Linked DNA regions of Homo sapiens: region 2 is linked to region 1. Evidence: read pairs that join two places in POLR2A ChIA-PET (ENCODE). Cell type or tissue: OCI-LY7. All regions are shown on one strand.

Evidence for each region. Peaks named below come from ENCODE experiments on the same cell type or tissue, not always from the same donor. Only the 100,000 strongest peaks of a DNase experiment are listed, where the experiment ranks them.
Region 2: POLR2A ChIA-PET joins it to region 1 with 9 read pairs; 2 of 35 experiments call an interaction of 5 or more read pairs at or near these places.

The regions. Positions count from the first base shown.
Region 1 is chr10:110,669,261-110,674,260 of GRCh38, forward strand. All of the region lies in intron 1 of RBM20 (RNA binding motif protein 20), which reads left to right. Among named protein-coding and RNA genes, the nearest start is that of RBM20, 27 kb to the left of the region's middle. RefSeq lists an enhancer at 3,246-3,535. In OCI-LY7, CTCF peaks have their summits at 3,015 (motif pointing left) and 3,218; DNase peaks (open chromatin) are centred at 2,991 and 3,251; H3K4me3 peaks cover 1,311 bases; H3K27ac peaks cover 1,154 bases.
Region 2 is chr10:110,581,006-110,586,005 of GRCh38, forward strand. It overlaps SMC3 (structural maintenance of chromosomes 3), which reads left to right. Exons shown (of 29, transcript NM_005445.4): 8 at 1-16; 9 at 918-1,093; 10 at 1,557-1,637; 11 at 2,379-2,543; 12 at 2,836-2,957; 13 at 3,178-3,391. Among named protein-coding and RNA genes, the nearest start is that of SMC3, 16 kb to the left of the region's middle. In OCI-LY7, no CTCF peak of the experiment used is centred here; no DNase peak of the experiment used is centred here.

The DNA.
Region 1 (5,000 bases):
CACTGGGAAGGAGTGTGGCAAGTCTGTATGCGTGTGGCGGGGTAGGGGGGACAGGGTTGTCTTTTGGGGAATAGGAATGATATTTAAACGACCAGCTCCTCCATGTATTATTTGGATTTTCTGTTAAAAGCAATAAACTTGAAGTAAGACGTGTTTACAGGCCACTACAATCTATCTGAAAAGCCTCTTATGGTTTTTTGCCTCCCATTCAAAAACCACTTACGTGATTGTATGTGCCTTTCAACAAAACTTTGGATTCAATTACAACACTTGTAGGCTCAGAAGATTGCTTTCAAATCTGAAAACTTTGCACCTTCACTTGGTTACAGTACTTTTTAAAAAATGGAGATACGGTCTTGCTGTGTTGCTCAGACTGGTGTCCAAACCCTGGGCTCAAGCGGTCCTCCAGCTTTGGCCTCCCAAAGTGTTGGGATTACAGGCATGAGCCACTGTATCTGGCCTGGTTGTAGTACATTTCAAGGGACTGGCTTTCCCAGCCAAACTGACATTTTTGGGTCTGTCCAGTTAGTAAAAGGTAGGGATTGGGGTGGCAAGAGTTGTACATTGACACAGTTCTTAAGCACACAGTGACTAAAAGGTACTCTACTGGCTTTTGGAGAAGGCTTAGAACTTGGTCAATCGACAAACTCCTGATTAAAGGTTGCTGAATTAAAAATAATATGCCATTTCTTTGAAACCATTCGATTTCACCCTATTTAGTTGTTCCAGAAATGTTTGCTTTGGTTTTAACCATGACCCAACTTTATTTAGTAAGTCTAATAATTCATCTCTTTGAAACCTTTTAGTTTCCACCTTATTTTTTTTTTGAAGAGTGATTTTTTTAGATGGTGATTTTTGTGTGAAATAATATTTACAGTTTGTTAAAGTGGTATCATCTCTCTTTGCACGTTTACATGAATGTGTATTCAATGCATGTTGTCTTGAGTTGAGAATTTTTGTCTTGATTTTTCCTTGCTTCAACTTGATTTCCTAGGGAGTCTAAAAGTTTCACACCTTGGAGTTTTAGAGTAGATTCAAGAAATGATCTAGCTCACTCTTGTCTCTTTCCCAGGGACTGTTGGTTGATATCTGGCACAGACAGATAGGAAGTGAAGAATGTGGCACATCCTTAGACTGCCCGTTGGTGAGATCTGAAACTAAGTTTCTCATGACTGGACTGTATTTCTTTAGCTGCTGGGTGTGAAAAGCCCCAGACATTGGCTTCTGCTTCTTTCACCATCATTATGATTTGTGGGCATTGATGCTAGGCCTGGAATCCCTGCAGCATTCATCTCTGCTGGGGTTCTCTAATACAGCGGCTGAGAACGGTGCTAATTCCAGCTGCCAGCATGATCCTCCTTCCCTGGCAAGAGGGAGCCCCGCTCAGAGAACATTTAAATACCGTAGAACCATCCCTGTTACAGGTTTCCTTTGGGATGCTCTTGACGCAGGAAATATGGCTTATTCTCATAAATACTTTGAGATGTACTTCAGTTTCTCCAAACTTTATGCATAACAACACGACTGTAACAACAAAAAGGGAAATTCTTGAAAGAAAAAATATTAGCAGTAATCTCTTTGTCAGATTGTTATTTTTCTCTTTTGTGTTCCTTCCTTTTATTTTTGGTCATGTGCATATATTTTAAAGTATCACACATGGTTTTACATTCTATTTTCCTGTTAACATTATGATGTAAAAAGACTTTTCTTGCAGTTGCATCCTCTTCATAATTTAATTTTTCATGATGGCATTGGCGCTGCCAAAGAAAGTCACTTTCCCATGCCAGGAGAAAAGACCATCTCTCCTGTGGCTGCCTCGAAGCCCCCAGGCCTAGAAACGTCTCCAATCAGGAAACAGAAGCCTCCAGTGGATCATCTTCAGGGATCGCTGGAGAACCACGTGGGCATGTACACATACCTCCTCACTGAGCTGACTTACCCAAAGTTATTATTCACCTACTGATGGACAATGATGGTTCTAGTTTTTCTGTCTTATCAATACTATAGTAATGGCTTTCTTCATGCATGTCATTTTGGAATATTTTCTCAGAATGGGATTATTATTTCTAAGCGTATGAATATTTTTATTGCTTTTGATATATTAGCCACATTGCTTTACAATAAAGTTGTACCTGTTTAAAAAGTTAGCAGTAACATAGGAGGATATTGGTCTCACAATAACTAAGCGGAACCACTCTGCCCAGCTTTGAATTCCAGCTTGACACTTGGCATTTACCAGCTGTGTGAACTTCTGCAAAGTATTTAACCTACCTGTGCCTCAGTTACTGCCTCTTTAAAGTGGGAGTGACACAGTACCCACCTCATAGGTCTATTATTGGGAATGAGTATTTGTATATTGCTCAGAACAGTGTCTACCAAAGTATTATGCATTGTGCGCTCGTGAAACAAACACCTCTCCAGCTCAAGATTTTTTTTAAAAAACTAATTTAATAGAAGTAAAATGACACTGTTTAAGATATATATATATATGTATATATATCGACATGCTTATTAACCGTATTTACAAGAAACACTCCCTTTAAATCTCTTTATTGGTAAAGATATCTTTTAAAATGTTAATTTACAGAAGAGATCCATTCTGGTGTGATTATTGATATTATGTAGGAATTCTTTTTCAGCTTTTACAGAGTTGCTATCCCTTTAGGGTGGAGTCTCATCACCAAAATATCACCTGGGACCCGAGGTGCTGAGGCTCATAATCAGCCACTTAGCTCTGAAGACTTCAAATTCACCCCAGAGGGACAAACTTAGGGGGTATTTTAGGGCCCTATTAGGGACTCTTCTTCCTATCTTGTCCGATGACGGCTCTCGGAGGCTCCTGGTTTTGATGTCTGGCATTGCTTTTACCCGGTGGGCTTCAGGGAGCCGTCCCTGCCGCGCTTTGCGTTTCTCCGCGCACTTGGACAGGGTTCTGCCACGAGGGAGGCGATGCCTGGCGCCGCGGGTGGGGGCAGTGGTGAGACTTCGGCCCCTGGTGGCCGGAGAGGTCGCAGCACTTGTCAGTTTATGGCTCCCTCGGCTTTCCCCTTCTTAATCCGCTTTCTGCTGAGCTCTCCGAATAATTCAACCCTCGTGTTTGAAAACTAGAAGCCTGAGAGGTCTCAGCGAGACAGTCAAAGGGGAGGCTCCCCTCGCCGAGTGTCACCCGGGACCCTGCGTCCCCGCTCTGCAGAGACCTTCTCTCCGGGCTGCTGCCGTCCTCCCTCGCCCGGCGGAGCTTCCGTGATCGTCAGCCAAAGCCCCCGGGGCGGTGCGCCGCAGGCGGTCTTCCCGGGTGTTCGCGGAAGCTGCGCGCTCGCGCCCCCACGGTTCTCCAGCGACCCCTGAAGATGCTTCCGTCCGCGGATAGGGGACGTTTCAGACCTGGGGTGGGCACAGCGGTCCCCGGTGAGATGGTCTTTTCTCCTGGAGTGGGAAGGCAACTTTCTTTTGGAGTGCCAGTGCCCCCAGAGTGCTAGGTTGTACCGTGGACTTGTACTTGAGTTTTTCAAATAAAGCTTGACACATACTTAGTATAGAGCAGTAGAAAGCAGGGAGGAAAAACTCGTCATGGGTCCACTATCTAAAATCAACTGATATTTGGAATAGTTCCTTTGCTTTTTTGTCTATACATACGTTAGATTTATTTTTTCTAGTTTTTAATTGTACTATGAAGCTCAACTTTGAACTTTGCATTTTTTCTCTTATTATTATTTTACAAACATACATACTGGCTGCATAATATTCTGTCATGCCATATACAGCCACTCTACTTTTGAATATTTAGGTGTTTTTTTATTTTCATTAAAAAATTCTGCAGTAAACATCTTTCTGGCTAAAACTTGTTTCCGTATTAGGTTATAGTCTCATTATCATAGGGCAGAGTGAGAATGTTTTTAAGGTTCTTGATACATATTCCTGAATGGCTTTTCTTTCTTTTTTCTTTTTTCTTTTTTTTTCCTTTTTTCTGAGACGGAGTCTTGTTCTGTTGCCCAGGCTGGAGTACCATGGTGCAATCTCAGCTCACAGCAACCTCTGCTTCTTGGGTTCGAGCAATTCTCCTGCCTCAGCTTCCCAAGTAGCTGGGATTACAGGCACACACCACCATGCCTGGCTAATTTTTTTATTTTTAGTAGAGACAGGGTTTCACTATGTTGGCCAGGCTGGTCTCAAACTCCTGACCTCGTGATCCACCCAGCTCGGCCTCCCAAAGTGCTGGGATCACAGGCGTGAGCCACCATGCCCAGCATCCAAATGGCTTTTCAAAAAATTTGTATAAATGTTTACTCCTGCTAGCTGTGCTTAAGTGTTTATTTCCGGCCAGCCTCACCAGCACCAGGAATTATGAGAATACTCTTAAGATAATGTCACTAAGGCCACAGGCGAGGAGAGCTTAGAAGGTACTGGCTGCTGAAGTCTGTGTGATCTGAAACCTAGATGTATATTCTGCAATCTGCTTGTTTCCAACTCCCCACATTCTGAGGACAGTGGCCTATATTGAAACTGGAGGAATGAGGTTTACTTGTGTTTCAGGGATTGAAGTGGTACTAGAGGTTGTGTTGGATTGCTAAGTTCAGAGAGCCATCAGAAATTGTTATGAGCTTGAGTCACATAAAAATGGAATATCCTTTACTGTGGGTGGCATAGCTTTTTAGGGTTGGCTTCCTAAACATTTTGGGGAGAATGAATCTACCAGCAGAGAAGCTTTCCTTTGGCAGTCTGAGGGTGTATCTTCCTGAGGCAAGGCCAGACTTGAGGATATTCTAATCCTCCTTCCTGCATTTTTATATTGCAATTTCTTGCCAAACTTGCTGCCTGAAGAGAGACGATATCTCTTTAAGGGTGCATTTTAGTTCATTTGTGTGTCAGGTGGGTGGGAAGTAATATAAAACTCATTTATGGCTACTCAGTCTGCAAACATATTGGAAGGAAGGGCTGGGCTTTAATATCTGTGTAGGATGGAAGTCATTTTTGAGTTATAGTCAATTCTTATGTTCTGT
Region 2 (5,000 bases), 88 kb before region 1:
TTAATGAAAGAAACAGGTAAAATAAATGTGATTCTGCCTTATTTTTTTGTTGCAAATTACTGTTTTTGTGACAGAGTGGCTCCATGATGGGAATATAGTAGGTGTTTAGTATATGACAGCATTAGATAATGCTGTTATTAATAAAAATTGAGAATCCATAACACCAATGATGTTAGTAGCTTTTAAAAATATTGTGGAAACGCACACTGACTTTTTTTTTTTTTTTTTTTGAGATGGAGTCTTGCTCTGTCACCCAGGCTGGAGTGCAGTGGCGCGATCTCTGCTTATTGCAACCTCTGCCTCCCGGGTTCAAGTGATTCTCCTGCCTCAGCCTCCCTGAGTAGCTGGGATTACAGGTGCCCACCACCATACTCAGTTAATTTTTGTATTTTTAGTAGAGACAGGGTTTCACCATGTTGTCCAGGCTGATCTCGAACTCCTGACTTCAGATGATCCACCTGCCTTGGCCTCTCAAAGTGCTGGGATTACTCATGAGCCACTGCGCCTGGCCGGCACACTGACTTTTTAAAAGGAAGCTTAAACTGAGGCCCTTACTACATGTTATAAAAGAACCAGTGTCACCATGTGTAAATTTGTTCTCTGGTGCTTTTCATAATAAAGGATCTTAACCCATTTATGCCTAGCATTCCATTATTGGAATCCTAAGCTTGTGGATGTTACTTATATTCTACTGCTCAAGGTCATTGCCAAGGTCTGATTTTTCACAGAAAAAAATTTGCAACCTCTGGCATAAATGGGTTAATTGCTATTTTAGTATTTTAAATTGGGTTACCACATCACATCAAAGAAATAATGCTACAGTTCTTAAAAATAATTTAATTCAAGGTATATTTAAGAAGTGATATTACATAAAAATCTTATTCAATTCTTCCACCTCTCTCCCCATTTCTTTTAAGAGGGCAAACGGGAAAAAATCAATGAGTTGTTAAAATACATTGAAGAGAGATTACATACTCTAGAGGAAGAAAAGGAAGAACTAGCTCAGTATCAGAAGTGGGATAAAATGAGACGAGCCCTGGAATATACCATTTACAATCAGGAACTTAACGAGACTCGTGCCAAACTTGATGAGGTAAAATATTTACCTGTGACACTTAAAATCAGATTAATTTTGTTTTTATGAATTTGTTAAACTCAGGCCATAATTACACTTTTCAGTGATTTTAAATAGAAACTTAAAAAAAACCTCTCAATGAATTTATTAGTCAGCAAGTTTTTTTAGTTCAAGGAAATTAGCCATGTGGTCCTTGCTATATAGTATTATCTGAAATATAATCAGATGGTGGTATTAGGCAGACAAGATGAGAGGAAAGCCATTTTGAAGGCTTCTTGTAGTTGTAGTATATCCTAAACTACACATTTTGTACAAAAATTTAGTGCTTCAGTTTTCTAGTTTAAAATCATTTTTAAAATTTTTGTAGAAAATTTGAGCAGTTACTTTTGGTTTATTTTAATAGAAAAATTTTTATTAGATGTTATGAAATATTTAGTAATTACAAAATGAGTTAGATATGATAAGTTGTTTTTTTTCTTAGCTTTCTGCTAAGCGAGAGACTAGTGGAGAAAAATCCAGACAATTAAGAGATGCTCAGCAGGATGCAAGAGATAAAATGGAGGTAAGATTATAAACAAGGTTCATGTTAACTTACTTTTTACTTTTGAGACAGGGTCTTGTTCTGTCATCCAGGCTGGAGTACAGTGGTGCCATCATGGCTCATTGTAGCCTTGACTTCCTGGGCTCAGGCAATCCTCTTGCCGCAGCTTCCTGAATAGCTGGAGCACAGGTGTGTACCACCACACCTGTCTAGTTTTTAAATATATTGTAGAGACAAGGTCTTACCATGTTGCCCAGGCTGGTCACAAACTCCTGGGCTCAAGTGGTCCTTCTGCCTCAGCCTCCTGAAGTTTTTTTTTTTTTTTTGGAAGACAGGGTCTCACTCCATTGCACAGGCTGGAGTGCAGTGGTGAGATCACAGCTCACTGCAGCCTTGATCTCTCAAGCTCAAGTGATCCTCCCACCTCAGCCTCCTATTTTTGTTATTTTTTGAAGAGATGGAATCTCAGTATGTTGCCCAGGCTGGTTTTGAACTCCTGGGTTCAAGGAGTCCTCCCACCTGGGCCTCCCAAAGTGCTGAGTTTACAGGCATGAGCAACCATGTCCAGCCATCGTATGTTTTTGACCATAGTAAACCCTTTTGTACCAGAATTATGGAATGATTACACAAGGGAGAGTTAGAGGAATTGAATATTGAAAGGACAGAGTATTACTAAACATTAAGTGAAAGAGAATTAATGGTGTCACAATTCTGCTATTGTACTTCTAATTGCCTTATTTTCTGTTTAATACTTTTGAATAGGATATCGAACGCCAAGTTAGAGAATTGAAAACAAAAATTTCAGCTATGAAAGAAGAAAAAGAACAGCTTAGTGCTGAAAGACAAGAGCAGATTAAGCAGAGGACTAAGTTGGAGCTTAAAGCCAAGGATTTACAAGATGAACTAGCAGGCAATAGTGAACAAAGGGTAAGTTAAAATGCTAAAAATGAAAGATGTGAATGTTCAGGTGAGTAGCAACTGTAGAAGACAGCCCTTTCTGTGACTGGTGTGTGTTGGAATTTTTTTTTAAGCTTTGCTACGTTAGCATAATTTGTACTCAAGTAACAACTTGGTACTGTCCCTTTGTTTCTTACATTAAAAAAGAGTTTCATGTTACAGGTGGGTTTTCTCATGAAGTTTTTTTCCTGAGAAAACATTTATGCTAGACCTAAATTATGCAAAAAATTTAAAGCAGTTTGCATTTTTACTTTGTTTACAGAAACGTTTATTAAAAGAGAGGCAGAAGCTGCTTGAAAAAATAGAAGAAAAGCAGAAAGAACTGGCAGAAACAGAACCCAAATTCAACAGTGTGAAAGAGAAAGAAGAACGAGGAATTGCTAGGTCTGAGAACTTTCACCAACACTTTAACTTTCTACATCATATTATGTAAAACTAGGTTGTCCGAGGAGCTCAATTATATAGTAGCTGCTTTTTACACTTAATTCTTTTTGTATCTTTTTGAAAAATGGCTTTATGTTTCTGTGTGCAGTTGACATTATTGGTTGCAATTAAACTTGGTTATTATTCTCCTTTTCATCCCATTTGCTTCTATTTTGTGTAGATTGGCTCAAGCTACCCAGGAAAGAACGGATCTTTATGCAAAGCAGGGTCGAGGAAGCCAGTTTACATCAAAAGAAGAAAGGGATAAGTGGATTAAAAAGGAACTCAAGTCTTTAGATCAGGCTATTAATGACAAGAAAAGACAGATTGCTGCTATACATAAGGATTTGGAAGACACTGAAGCAAATAAAGAGAAAAATCTGGAGCAGTATAATGTAAGAACTTCTATAGCTGCTTTGTAAAAATCTTTCAGAAGAGATAAATGTGTTTAGTTTTATCTACTTCAAGTTTTCTTTTTAAATAAGTCTACATGTTGCTCTTAAAATATATGACAGATACTTATTTAGAAAAGGCCTGCACAGTTTAATATACATATAGTTCTTTTTTAAAGAATATTCATGTCATTGAGCCTTTATGTAGATTAAGTATATTAAAATGTATGTATGTATTTTTAATTTTTTTGAGATAGGGTCTTGTTCTGTCACCCAATCTGGAGTGCAGTGGTACAAACACAACTCACTGCAGCCTCCACCTTCCAGGCTCAGCGATCCTCCATCCTTAGCCTCCTAACTGGGACCACAGGCATGTATCACCAGGCCCAGCAAAATTTTTATTTATTTTTTTGTAGAGACGAGGTCTTGCCATGTAGCCTAGGCTGGTCTCGAAATCTTGGGCTTAAGCAATCCTCCGACCTTGGCCTCCCAAAGTGGTGGGATTAGAGGCATGAGCCACTGTGCCCAGCTTAAAATATGTTTTTATGAATTGGTAGCATGTGTCTTACATACCCTTAATTTAACAAGATGTCACAACATATGTCTAAAATAGCTTGTTGGTAACTTTTTTTTTTTGAGATGGAGTTTGGCTCTTGTTGCCCAGGCTAGAGTGCAATGGCGCAATTTCGGCTCACTGCAACCTCAGCCTCCTGAGTAGCTGGGATTACAGGCATGCACCACCAAGCCCAGCTAATTTTGTATTTTTAGTAGAGATGGGGTTTCTCCATGTTGGTCAGGCTGCTCTCAAACTCCCAACCTCAGGTGATCTGCCTGCCTCAGCCTCCCAAAGTGCTGGGGTTACAGGCGTGAGCCACCGTGCCCAGCTGATAGTAACAATTTTTTTTTTTTTTTTTTAATACGAGTCTCACTGTGTCACCCAGTCTGGAGTGCAGTGGCATGATCTCAGCTCACTGCAACCTCCACCTCCTGAGTTCAAGCAATTCTCTGCCTCAGCCTCCCGAGTGGCTGGGATTACAGGTGCCTGCCACCACGCCCGGCTAATTTTTTTGTATTTTTAGTAGAGGTGGGGTTTCACCATCTTGGCCAGGCTGGTCTTGAACTCCTGACCTCGAGATCCACCCACCTCAGCCTTCCTAAGTGCTGGGATTGCAGGCGTGAGCCACCATGCCCGGTGTAATTTTTTTTTTTTAAAACTTCATTTTTTGGTATTCCAGCATCTTATGTTACATTTAGTTGTCATGTTTCTTTTATCTGCTTTAATCTGGACCAGTTCTTCAGTTTTTTCTTGACTTTTGGGACTTGACATTTTAAATTATTTGTTATAAAGTACATATATTAATATTTATGTACTTATTAATTGTATATTATATATAATTATTTGTCCCTAATCTCTTTTTTTTGGAGATGGAGTGTTGCTCTGTCGCCCAGGCTGGAGTGCAGTGGCGCGATCTCGGCTCACTGCACCCTCCGCTTCCCGGGTTCAAGCAATTCTCCTGCGTCAGCCTCCCAAGTAGCTGGGACCACAGGCACATGCCACCACGCCTGGCTAATTTTTTGTATTTTTAGTAGAATGGCGTTTCACTGTGTTAGC